Regions from separate parts of the Homo sapiens genome. Here all the other regions are linked to region 3. Evidence: read pairs that join two places in POLR2A ChIA-PET (ENCODE). Cell type or tissue: MCF 10A. All regions are shown on one strand.

Region 1 (4,000 bases), 180 kb after region 3:
CCACCATTTACTCGGCATTTACTGTTGGCCAGCTGCTGTTTTCATGGATCCATTCCTGTTGGTCTCTCAAGAATCCTGTGAGCTAAGCGTCCTATTAACCCCATTTTAGAGATGAGAAAAATGAGGCTGCAGGAGACTGAGCAGCCTGCCCAGGGTCATATCGCTAGTAAGTGACAAGATAGGACTTAAGCCAACTGATCACAAAGCCCTTCTTCTTGACCTTTATGCCCTTGGCCTTATTTTCTCAAATTGCCTTTGCCTTTATAGATGTGTCCTCATGTCACTGAAGAGGGAGAAATGCTCCCCAATACTCTCAAGTACATTGGATACACAGAACCTGTGTCTACACGGAATCATATCATCATTTCTTAACCAGTATAGTGGCTGGACACATGGGGCTCTGGGTTCAAATCTCAGCTCTGCCACTTCCTAGCTGCACGGCTACTGTAGGTTACCTAATTCCCTGTGTTTCAGTTCCCTCATGTGCAAATGAGGAGACTATTTCCTCATGGGGTTGTGGAGAGGACTAACAGAATCAACACACTTAAAGCACTTAGAGTGGTACCTGGAAAAATTGTTCAAAAATTAGTGGCTATTATCCATTTTTATCACTTCCCTTCTGAAAGCAAATAATGCAAAAATAGGAGGTGAGAAGGTGAGGGATGTTTTCTTGGCATGCACCCAAGACACTTCCGGAGGTAGTCCAGGGCATATTTGCAGTGCCAATGATAGAGTTAAGCTGGGTGCCATGGTCAAGAGTAGTAATACTGACTACCAGCCTAGCACCCGTGAGGGTGGGGGAGGCTGTAGGAGATCTGAGCAACTCATAAGCAAAATCCTTCTAGGATCGAGTGAAGAGTTCCTTTAACTTTATCTCCTGTCCTAGGCTCTGCCTCTTTTCACTCAGGAGCACAACCAATGGCAGAGACTGGAGGACTGATACAAGACAAGGGGGCAGTACCCACTCCTCAGGCCACCTTGTTAACAGGCACTGGCTGGGCTGATCCACATTCCCTCAGGCCCACTTCCCCCTGCTAAGGAGGAAGAGGGAAGCTGTGACTCTTTTGTAGACCAACTACGAACACAGATAAGCAGGGGCCTCTTGGCCCAGTACTCGGTGTCCATTGACACAGAATGTCCTTCACCCATATCTCTGAGTTTGCCCACATGCTTCCTTTAGAAGCAGTTGGGTCTAGCAGCCTTTCAGGGAATTATGAAAACTCTAAAAACCCACAGGAATTTTCCCAAGCCCTTACCACACATCCCACACTTGCCTGGGTCATCATGGTGACTCTGTTGCAAAGCCAGGGTGAAGCGTCTTCAACCTGAAGACATGTAGTCCAAGTGAAGACATGTAGTCTGAGTGCTTTGAGTCATACTTACATTGTTAATGATCGTTCTTGGACTTGAATTTTATTTTAGGGCCAGGATCACTTTTTCTAGGTGTCATAAATCCAAGCTAATATGCATATCAGTATGTACCAAATAGTACCAGCTTTGGCATCCAGCTATATGGTACTTTTGATGCTAGGGATGGCAGAGCTCAGCATGGGGGAGCTGTTCTTCTCCATCAGAACCCATGTGAGGGCATGTTACTCTGACGTATGGGATGATGTTCACCATGGTCAGTGTCTGTTGTGATTGTTTACAAAGACTTAGTCCTTGTCCTTTGCTTTCAGATCCCAGTGGAGGGCGCAGCTCATTCTAACAGAAGCCAGCTTTTTTTGGGAAGTTTTGACTGAACTTTAGGGAGTTGTGATTCTGAGAATGGTGTTTTCATACAGTAAAGAGTAACCGGTTTGCTGTCCTAACTAGAAATGGTATTTTTTTTTTCTGTGAGATAGTAGCTCCAAGAAATGGGATGAGACTGAATAGAAAAGCAAAGACCTGGCTTCTCTTCTTTGTTCTACACTTTTGAGCAAGTCCTTTTGCCTCCCAGACTCAGTTTCCCCATTGCTGTGGATATTGACATCAATGATTCCTACAGCCCACCCTGTCTCTTGCAAATGAATTGAATTAGTCTTTAATGCCCCAAATGGTTCAGTGGTAAGCACTGTAAATCTAAGTTAAAATTGCTGGTATTACACAAGGGAAATAAATGTTTCCAGCTCCAGGAAGATCAGCAGCTCACAGCTGTAGCTGGAAATGAGGACATACAGGCTGACAAACTGTAGACACGACCATCTCTTGGGTCTTCCGAAGGGAACCTGGGGAGAAAATGGCAGCCCCATCAGGTAACTGCATCAGTGTACCCTGAAGAGATGCTACCTTGATTTCCACACCAGCTGAGCACCTGAATAATTATATTTGAAGCAGCACAGGGCATAGAACAGATTTACTTAGCATCTGGGGAGCCAATTGCACCCAGGCCTGCCCAAACTGGTCTTTCTCATTGCAGGGTGTGGGAGAACATAGGGCTTTGTGGGTCCCTGGGGACCTGCCAGGCCCAAGGCTGTTGCTCAGCTGTGGGAGGCACGCCAGTTCTCAGGTCTGCTAATGAGTGGTGTGGTGTCTGGCAAGGAACTTGCCTGGAGTGAGTGTGACTAACCATGAATCTTTTCAATAATGCTGACAATTCATTCTCTTTTCTCTCCTTTACCCGCTCTCTTTGCTGGAGCTGGCTGAAATAGGAGCAAATTAGTCTCATTCTGGAAAAGGCAGGGCATGATAAAGGACCCCCTAAAAGGTTTCCAGAGCTCCGTGCCTGAATGTTTTGCAGTCCGTGTAATTATCTGACTTGGGTGAGTCGACAGGGTATTTTTTTTGTTGTTATTTTCTACACTCAATAGCAGGTGGCATCTGAAGAAGTGCCTTGTTACTGTTCCACTGGACTATTGAACAAATTTACATTTGACACCAGCAAAGGTAGTGTCATTATTATTCTATGTGTGTTCCAACCCGAACTGATGACCCTCCATTTCCTGTTCAAAGGCTATGTTTCTTTCAAGGGAAAGATAATGTTTCCACCCCTACATGGAAATGTGGTAGACCTTAAATGCCCTGGACTTCTAACCGGGGGTGGGAGCTGAAGAGGGAATGAACCTTTCCTCTTCTCCCTGCTGCCACCCGTTTTGTTGTTTGATTAAGTGTTCTCTGAGTGTCTAACACCTGAGCTGAACCTTGCATTCTCTCACTGGGAAGGTGTGTACCTGTGTGCTGCTGCGTGTCTCTTGGGAAAGTTGGTCATGCCATCTGTTGGTTAGTGAGTTGGAAGGCTTTCAGGTTCTGCTAATATTGGATCGAAACTTTTAGAAAGGAATAGAAGTTGTCTAATGAATGTGGTGTCATCATCATGGGTTAGACCTCTGAGTATGACTCAAACACACTTTCTTAATAACAGAGGAAAAGCATTTAATATTTGAAATACATGAGCAAGTGAAAGAAAAAGAAATACACGGAGAGTTGGAAAGTTTCAAACAGTTTTAACGTTCCTTATTCTCTAAAATAAACATACTGTCTAGCTCAAACCTGCTTTCCACCTTTTCGTATTTAGGCTTGTTTCTTCTTTCTTTCTTGGCCTTGTGGGACTACTATTAACTTCTAAAGAGGTTCAAAATGGTAACTGGAGGTATCAAAGCTATCTTTTCCAGATTAAAACTTGGGACATGTGTTCCAGCATGTGTCAGAATATTTTCAGGAATGATACGTGAATGTATTTAAAATTAGAGTTTTCTCTGACTATTCTGAACATAGAACTCCTTTCATTTTCTGACTACCTTGTATTCAGAGGCATCATAGATTACAGTTTCATGTAGGAGTTGCAACTGATGGCCCAAGGTCGGATCTCGGTTTTAGTCATGTTTTGTATAATGTACAAAATGTGCTGTTGTGTAATGTACAAAATGTACTGTTTCAAAAACCAGGAAATTTCACATAAACATCTAGATTTCTAACTTCTAAAAATTCTAAAATCTGGCAACACTGACTACAGAGGCCCAGAATGGTAATGCTATTAGAACTAAATGGCTGCTGCCTGTTCACAGGATGCTTTGCCACGTGC
Region 2 (4,000 bases), 140 kb after region 3:
TTTGTGAAGTCGCCAAATCAATTCCAATTTATTAACTGAGAACAAGCAGGCAGACAAGTAAACAGAGTCTGAGGTGCAAAGCCAAAAATGCAGGTTAACAAACAGACAATGTGAAAGGCATCTGGACAGGCACGAGAACAAGCCAGGCTGATCGCTCGGCCCCTGCAGACAAAGTGCCACAGAAGGGATTAGAACACACAAGGACTTCAGCCCCACTGAGTCCCTTTCTAGGAAAACCACGTCTTGTAGCCATGCGATAATAGCTCAGCTTGCATGAGACATGGGGGCCAAAAAACCTGGCCCCAGGGAGCCAGAGTGCGGCCACCTGGTCTGCTCTGAGAAGGACTGTGGCCAGAGGAGAGGGCCTGGATGCCTTGCACCAGAAATGAGGGAGAGAGAGAACCAAGGGGATGTGGAAGCCTTCAGATGGGTCTGGGGACATGTGCTGGGTGGGACACCCCCATTCCACACTCAGTGCTAATGCCTTACACCCACTACCTCTGGGCAGCTAAGTGAGGTAGCCCTTCTTATGCCTCTCCTCTCCAGTGAGTGGGTCCTACAACCAGTGCTTGAGAGCACGGCCTCGGGACCAGAGCACCTGCCTTTCCATCCAGTCCCTGCTTCTCATGAGGAAGGTGTCCTTGGGTAAGTCTCATAATCTCTCTGTGCCTCAGTTTCCTCATCCAAGCTATGAAGACCATAATAGTCCTTATTCCATAGAGTGGTAGTGAGGATTTAGTTAGTATATGTAAAACACTTACATGGCCGGGCACAGTGGCTCACGCCTGTAATCCCAGCACTTTGGGAGGCCAAGGCAGCTGGGTTACCTGAGGTCAGGAGTTCGAGACTAGCCTGGCCAACATGGCAAAATCCTGTCTCTACTAAAAATACAAAATTAGCCGAATGTGGTGGCAGGTGCCTATAATCCCACCTACTCGGGAGGCTGAGGCAGGAGAATCACTTGAAACCAGGAGGTAGAGGTTGCAGTGAGCTGAGATCATGCCATTGCACTCCAGCCTGGGCAAAAAGAGCGAAACTCCATCTCAAAATAAATAAATAAATAAATAAATAAATAAATAACAAAACAAAAACCCACTTACAACAGTGCTTGAAAACTAGAAGGCGCTATATTATACAAAGACATGGTCAGACACCAGAGGAGGATGCTATGGGGTTTGGTGTCTGACTGTCAGAGTCCAAATCCAGCCACTGCTATTTTGTTACCATGTGGCCTTTAGCTAGAGACTTAAATCCTCTTGGCTTCAGTTTCTTCATTTATATGGGGAAGATAATAATAGCTGTATCATGGGGTTGTCAAGAGGCTTAAGTGAGTTAATATTATAAAGCACTTCAGATAGCACCTAGCCCCTGAAGAGTAGTTAGTAAAATTATTATTTAACTATATGGCTTCTGTCAAATCTTTCCTGCCAGGGTGACACTACGAAAAGAGATCATCTGTAAAGGAGGTAATAGGGTGGCCTGTGATATCTATGTTCCTGTTACCATGAAGAGATAATATGAAGTTTTGGTGAGAAAATTACCCCTTCTATTGGTCACTTTTAAATATCAGCCAGGACTCATTTATTCATATTATAGCATTTATTTTCGAATGCTACACTTTCTGTCACCAAAGTCTTCATCCAAAACCTCTCTCCAGCTACTTCTGCCACCTGAGTCCATGCCCCCTGACTTTTCCACATCAGTGATCCATCCATGTCACGGTCTTTTGTAACCAGCTCACGGGTTCCTGCCTCCTGCCTGAGTCTGTACGTTAGCCATAATTGCATCACAAGGTTATATGGCTCATAAAACAGAGCAGGATATTGAATGGAAAATTAAACCACAAGTAAGCTGGTTTCATCACACCTTGCAAGGGTGCATTAGTTATTCCATGCAATTTGATTCCAGCTCAAAATTTGCAGTAGGGTTTAGTAAAGGCAGCTGTTCTTTACCTATTACAGTGTTCAAGGGGGTTTTCCTGATTTTCTCAACGTTATGGGAATTCTGTAAGTGTGTTGTCTCTCAGCTCCTCCCCTTATAGAGCTGCTAAAAGTACATAAGGAACATGAACTTTTGAGATTTGCTTAACCCGTGGCCACAGCGCTAGCATAGCTGCTTTTGGAGAAATGGAGAACGTAGAAGTTGATCTGGACGCTCCTGTTTGATCCTCTCTGTGTGGCACTGGATCTAACAGTGGGCTCTGCAGGTCAGGCCTAGGGCTGGAAAGCTGCAGATAGAGAAACAGATCCGTCAGAGGTCATGGGCAAAGGATCTATGGATTTGGTGTTAGGGTGAGAGGAGATATTAAAAGAAGTCTCTTCTTTGAGCCTGGAATTTAAAAAAGATCATCATGATGGGAAGGTTGGGAAGAGTCAAGGGCTTAAAGAGAAGAAAAAAACACCAGTCTCCTGTTAATTGAGCACTGCAGGAGAAAAGTGTAAACCATGCAAAGTACTTACACTCTCCCTGGAGAGAAAAGTCACAACTACACACAAACCTGAACAGCAAACAATTGGTTTTGAGATCGGACCATGAAAAAGAATGCTTTATGACATTATAGAATTAGTTTGCTGTTTAATTACTTTCCGAATGGTTTATGTAGAGAAGAACCATTGGAAGGTCACTTCTGGCCAAGGGTAGGAGGGGAGATAAGGCTGCAGATAAGAAGTGCTGTCTGAGCTGCCTTTGACACATTGGTAGGAATTGCAAAGGTGAGAAAGACAGGCAAAGTGGCGCAAGCAAGAGTATGGAAGCTGGAAGGCCAAAGGGAGGATGAGTGCTCAAAAATCGGGCCACAGGAGGTGAATAGTTGGATCTAAAGCTGAAAAGTTAGAACAACACGCAGGTCCTTTTTAGCTGTTTTGGCAATTTACTTATCCTCTTTCTGACTCAGTTTCCTTGTGTACAAATGAAAATCATGACAGTACTTACCAGATGGGGAATTGTGAGGACCATGTGATACAACGTCTATGAAGAGATGATCATAGTGCCTGGTACATAGTAAACACTCACTGAGTATTTACTCATGATGATGATGATGATGGCAATGATGATGACAACCATCAGTGGTTCACTGTTACCAGAAATGCAGTGGAAGGCAAATGGTGAGCAGTGAAGCTGAGGACACATTGATTTTTTATTCTATCGGCCAATGGGGATTTTTAAAGGGTTCTAAACATGGGAATGACCAGATTTAAAATTCAGATAGTTTGTTTCCTTCGGGGGTCAGTGCAGTGAATGGATTTGGGGAGGGAGGATCAGACTAGAGGCCAGAAGTCCGGTGAGCAATATTACAGTAGTCCAGGTGAGAGGTAATAATGGCCTGCCTAACCCAGGGAAGCAGCCACGGGGATTAAAAGGAAGGGGCGTATTTGAGAACTTTAGGTGGTAAATGTGATAGGAGCTGGTAACGGAGAAGAAAGAACTGAGGACATCCCCAGGGTTTCTAAGCTAGGTGACTAGATGAACAGTGACTCATCTACTGATATAGGAGACATGTCAAAGAAGCATATACAGGAAAGACACAGGTAAAGATTAATCAGTAACACTGAGTTTGGCAGGGTAGGTGGCTCATGCCTATACTCCCAGCACTTTGGGAGGCCGAGGTAAGTGGATCGCCTAAGGTTGGGAGTTTGAGACCAGCCTGGCCAACATGGTGACACCCCATATCTACCAAAAAATACAAAAAGTAGCTGGGTGTGGTGGCACCCACCTGTAGTCTCAACTACTGGGGAGGCTGAGGCAGGAGAATCACTTGAACCTGGGAGGCAGAGGTTGCAGTGAGCCAAGATCCCACCACTGCACTCCAGCCTGGGTGACAGAGTGAGACCCTGTCTCAAAAACAAAACAAAACAAAACAAAAAACCGAGTTTGAGGAATCTGTAGGTAGCCAGGTGGACCTCTGTATATATGATACTGAAACTTGGAAGAAGATCCCAGCTAGAAACACAGACTTGGGTGTTGCCAGCACATTGATGATTATGGGACCATGAGAGTGAAT
Region 3 (4,000 bases):
TTTTAAATCAAGTTGAGCAATAAATGATGGGGTAAATCATATAAATACTGAAATCAGGAGGAGGTTTGGGGAAGGAATTTTCTAGGCCCAGTTATTTTTTCTTGTGTTACAGCTTGGGATCTGACTTGGGTACCTGGGTTGGGAAACACCCCTCATCTATTCAGTTTTGTCTGGAGGGATGAAGGGTCAAGTTTGCATCTTCAACTCCTCTCTGTTAGACCACAGAGACTGCATGTATTTAGACAGCCCCAAGTGGAAGGAGGATGGAGACCCTCGTTCCAAGCAATGTGATTGGAATTTGAACAGTAAATCATCTTGGAAGTCAAGAAAGGCCAAGTTTTCGTGGACTGTGGAGTCTTAGTCCATGCCTATGTACTGCTGAGTGTCCTACAAGGCCAATCCCCATTCCTCTCTCCAACACATGACGTGCTTCTGGCTTCAGACATTAATGCCATAAACCCTCAGAACTAGTACCAGTGCATCTGTATACTAATATTAATGAGAGGCCACATTATTGAGCATTTGTTATGTGCCTAGCACTCTTCTAAGCATTTTATGGATATTATTTCATTAAAAGCTCACAATACGAGGAGGAAGGTATTATTATTACCCCTCCCCATCCTAAACACCACCCACCCCCATTTTATTAATAAGAACATGAAGTTTTGCAAGGTTCAGTGGTTTGCCGCGTCCCCACAATAGGGTGGCAGAACTAGAATTCTGATCAATCCATCAAGTAATTCTTTCAACAAGCAAGCCCTGGGAGTCTGGTTCCAGCAGCCTCACCTCAACCATTTGTGAAATGGTTTCCCTGGCTGCACATCTACAAAATTACTGTTCTGCTTACCTGGAGTGAAAAAACTTGGCCCAGCAATTGGGATATCTAGGCTCCAGTCCTAGCTCTGCCCCTAGTGATCAGTGTGACCTTAAGTAAAGTACTTGAATTCTTTGGGACAAAATTTTCTCATCTAGGAAAACAGAGAATTGGATGAGAGAGTGCTTTCTCAATCCCTGATATCCATTAGAATCAATGGAGGGGACTTTCACAAATACTTATGCTTCCTCTTCAGAAGTTCCATTCGCATAGTTTGGTGGACGGCCGAGGCATTCGAGCTGTGAAATAGTTTCCAAGGGATTCCAGTGGACAGCCAAGGATGAGGCCCCAGAAGATTGATCACTCTTTAAGGAAGGTCCACACCTTCCACTGTCTTCCTAAGACTTCATCATACAAATCTCTGCATGATGTGCATGTCTGACTCTTGTGACCACCAGAACAAATTTCATGATTTCATGAAGGCTTTTATTCTGGTCACAAAGCTGAGTGGCTCTGTGGTCTGCAGCATTGGGCATTAGGGAGTTCTGATCTGGTAAGAAAAATTTCAGATTTTACATTTGAAAATTATGAATATGGGAAAGAGGATTCATTTTTTTTTTCTGGGTAAAAGAAGCTCCGTCTTGGGTTGATAGGTGCAGCAAACCACCATGGCACACGTATACCTATATAACAAACCTGCACGTTCGGCACATGTATCCCAGAACTTAAAGTAAAATAAAACAAAAAAGAAACTCCATCTCGAGAATGGCTCCTCTGAGGAGACTGAAGCAGCCCTGGTACTTTGTGTGCTGAGAAATAACCTGGAGTTGAGAAATGTACCAGACTCCAGAAGCACCCGCCTCAATTTGGCCAGGAAAGTGCAGTCACTGGATGTCTGAGATATTACGCAGTGACATGAATGTGAGGCACGAGTGCTACATGGAAATTATTTCTTCCTTAGGGTTGGATGTTGAATATTCTCCTGGGCCTCTGGGAACTTGTGCTCCTATGGGGTGCATGTGGCAGCACGTGGAGCCCCACAAAACCCCACTGGATGGAGGTAGCATCACGACCAGTAATCCTTGCCCGAGGGCATTTCAGCAGCATGATTCCTCCTCACAAACTGCTTCAATACATTTTATTTTAAGATGATTTAGTTGTTAAGAATTGAGTGCATGTCTCTCTACGTTGTCCCGATGGAGTTAAGCCTGGGTGGATGCCCTTTGGATCCCCAACTTTTCTCACTTCTGGTTCTGAACTGCTGAACCCAGAGATGTTTGCCTTTCCGTGGCAGGATGACATCAGCGAGGAGGCAGTTCCTCGGCCGAGGGAGCCAAGTCCTCAGACACCATCTCGGAAGCAGGACAAGTACATTTTGTTTCTGCGATTCAACCCAGAGAACTGCTTGGTCCCTGAAGCCTGTGCCAAATGTGTTTGCGCAACCTCAGCGGCGGCTTCCAAAACGTAGTTCAAGAATTTGCCAAGGGTGTCATTTCTTTTGGGAGTGAGGATACATGGATGGCATGACTCGTGCTGGCCAGACATGAGTGAATTGGAGGCTCAAACCTCAGAAAGGGTTAGGGTCCAAAGTGACAATCTTCCTGGCTAGACTAGACATGAGACATTGCTCCAATACTCACCCCAGTGGGGACACACAGCTGTGGAGAACATTGAGATCAAGTTGGCCGGGGCATGGTGCCATCTTGTTTTGGCTAGGGGCATGCTAATGCAGTGGAAAGGAGCAAGAAAAGCTACCAATTTGGCTGCGACTCCTGGACATTTGCTCTGCATTCTTGAATCCTCCTGGTCAAAGAGAATTTCCTTGCAAGTCCTTACACTCCAGGCAATGGTATAAGAACACACACACACACACACACACACACACACACACACACACACCAGAGTTTAAACCTTTTAGGAGATAAAACTCATCTATTGCATGTGTGTCCACATACATGTGCTACCACTAGGAGAAATACAGGACTACAAAAAGTGTGCACATATAAATGACCAACATTTTAAAGGCTAAAATGGTATCTTTCAAAGGCCAATTTTATAATAAACTCTTAAACTTTGTAGTATTTTACAGTTTATAGAACAACTTCACATCTCATCTGATCAGCCTTACAACTTTGTGTATGTATTAGTTTTTTCTCTATTTTAACATCTGAGGAAATTAAAGATCAGAGAGGTTAAGTGACTTGCTCAAGATTGCACAGCAATTAAGTTCCAAAATCAGGGTGAAAAACATGGCTCCTCCCCATCTAACCTCTCTGCCACATTGGCTCTCTAGTCTTGATGTTAGAAAGACTGAAGGCCAATAGGCATGTGACTCATCTATTTATAGGACTAGATGCCAGGACCTGATACCTCGAAGTGTGGTCTGAGGGCCGGCAGCAACATCCGCTTCACCTGGAAGTCATTTAGAAATGCAGAATCTCAGGCCCACCCCAGACCTTCTGATTTTTAATCCGCATGTTTACAGAATCGCCTCTGGTGATTCATGGGTTTAGTCAAGTTTGGGTCACCCTGGAGGAGGGAGCTAGGGTTTCAGTCTCATTTCTGCCACACTCGAGAGCCCCTAAGGGCCAGAACTGCATAATCTGGGGAACTAAGAAAATGATTATGCCAGGATCCCATGCCTGCAGTTCTACCTCTGGAATGGGAGTTGGATTAACTTGCTTAGAAAACTCTCCTGGTGGTTCTCATATGCAGCCAGACTTGAGAACCATGTGAATGGATCATCTCTGAGGTTTCTTCCCATCTTTTCTGAGTCTGTGAGCCTGGTCTTTAGGGAATGGGCCTATATATGCCTCACCCCCATCTAGTGCTTTATTGACATTTCAGCATTGGTAGAGCATTTTGTACTGAACCCAGCCTTTTTCCTTCTGCCCAGAGACTTGACTTTAAAAAGCATCCCTGAGGCCGGGCGCGGTGGCTCACACCTGTAATCCCAGCACTCTGGGAGGTTGAGGTGGGCGGATCACAAGGTCAGGAGATCCAGACTATCCTGGCTAACATGGTGAAACTCCATCTCTACTAAAAATACAAAAAAATTAGCCGGGTATGGTGGTGGGTTCCTGTAGTCCCAGCTACTTGGGAGGCTGAGGCAGGAGAATGGCGTGAACCCGGGAGGTGGAGCTTGCAGTGAGCCACCGCACTCCAGCCTGGGTGACAGAGGGAGAC

What was found. ChIA-PET counts read pairs that join two places held together with the same protein. Peaks named below come from ENCODE experiments on the same cell type or tissue, not always from the same donor. Only the 100,000 strongest peaks of a DNase experiment are listed, where the experiment ranks them.
Region 1: POLR2A ChIA-PET joins it to region 3 with 5 read pairs; 1 of 35 experiments calls an interaction of 5 or more read pairs at or near these places.
Region 2: POLR2A ChIA-PET joins it to region 3 with 6 read pairs; 1 of 35 experiments calls an interaction of 5 or more read pairs at or near these places.

The regions. Positions count from the first base shown.
Region 1 is chr13:40,058,939-40,062,938 of GRCh38, reverse strand. No RefSeq gene overlaps it. Among named protein-coding and RNA genes, the nearest start is that of LINC00332, 120 kb to the left of the region's middle. RefSeq lists enhancers at 2,301-2,430, 3,677-3,866. In MCF 10A, no CTCF peak of the experiment used is centred here; DNase peaks (open chromatin) are centred at 1,278, 2,448, 3,188 and 3,948.
Region 2 is chr13:40,092,064-40,096,063 of GRCh38, reverse strand. The region is part of intron 4 of LOC124903162; the gene reads left to right. Among named protein-coding and RNA genes, the nearest start is that of LINC00332, 88 kb to the left of the region's middle. In MCF 10A, no CTCF peak of the experiment used is centred here; a DNase peak (open chromatin) is centred at 1,843.
Region 3 is chr13:40,234,621-40,238,620 of GRCh38, reverse strand. No RefSeq gene overlaps it. Among named protein-coding and RNA genes, the nearest start is that of LINC00548, 16 kb to the right of the region's middle. In MCF 10A, no CTCF peak of the experiment used is centred here; DNase peaks (open chromatin) are centred at 1,700, 2,220 and 3,240.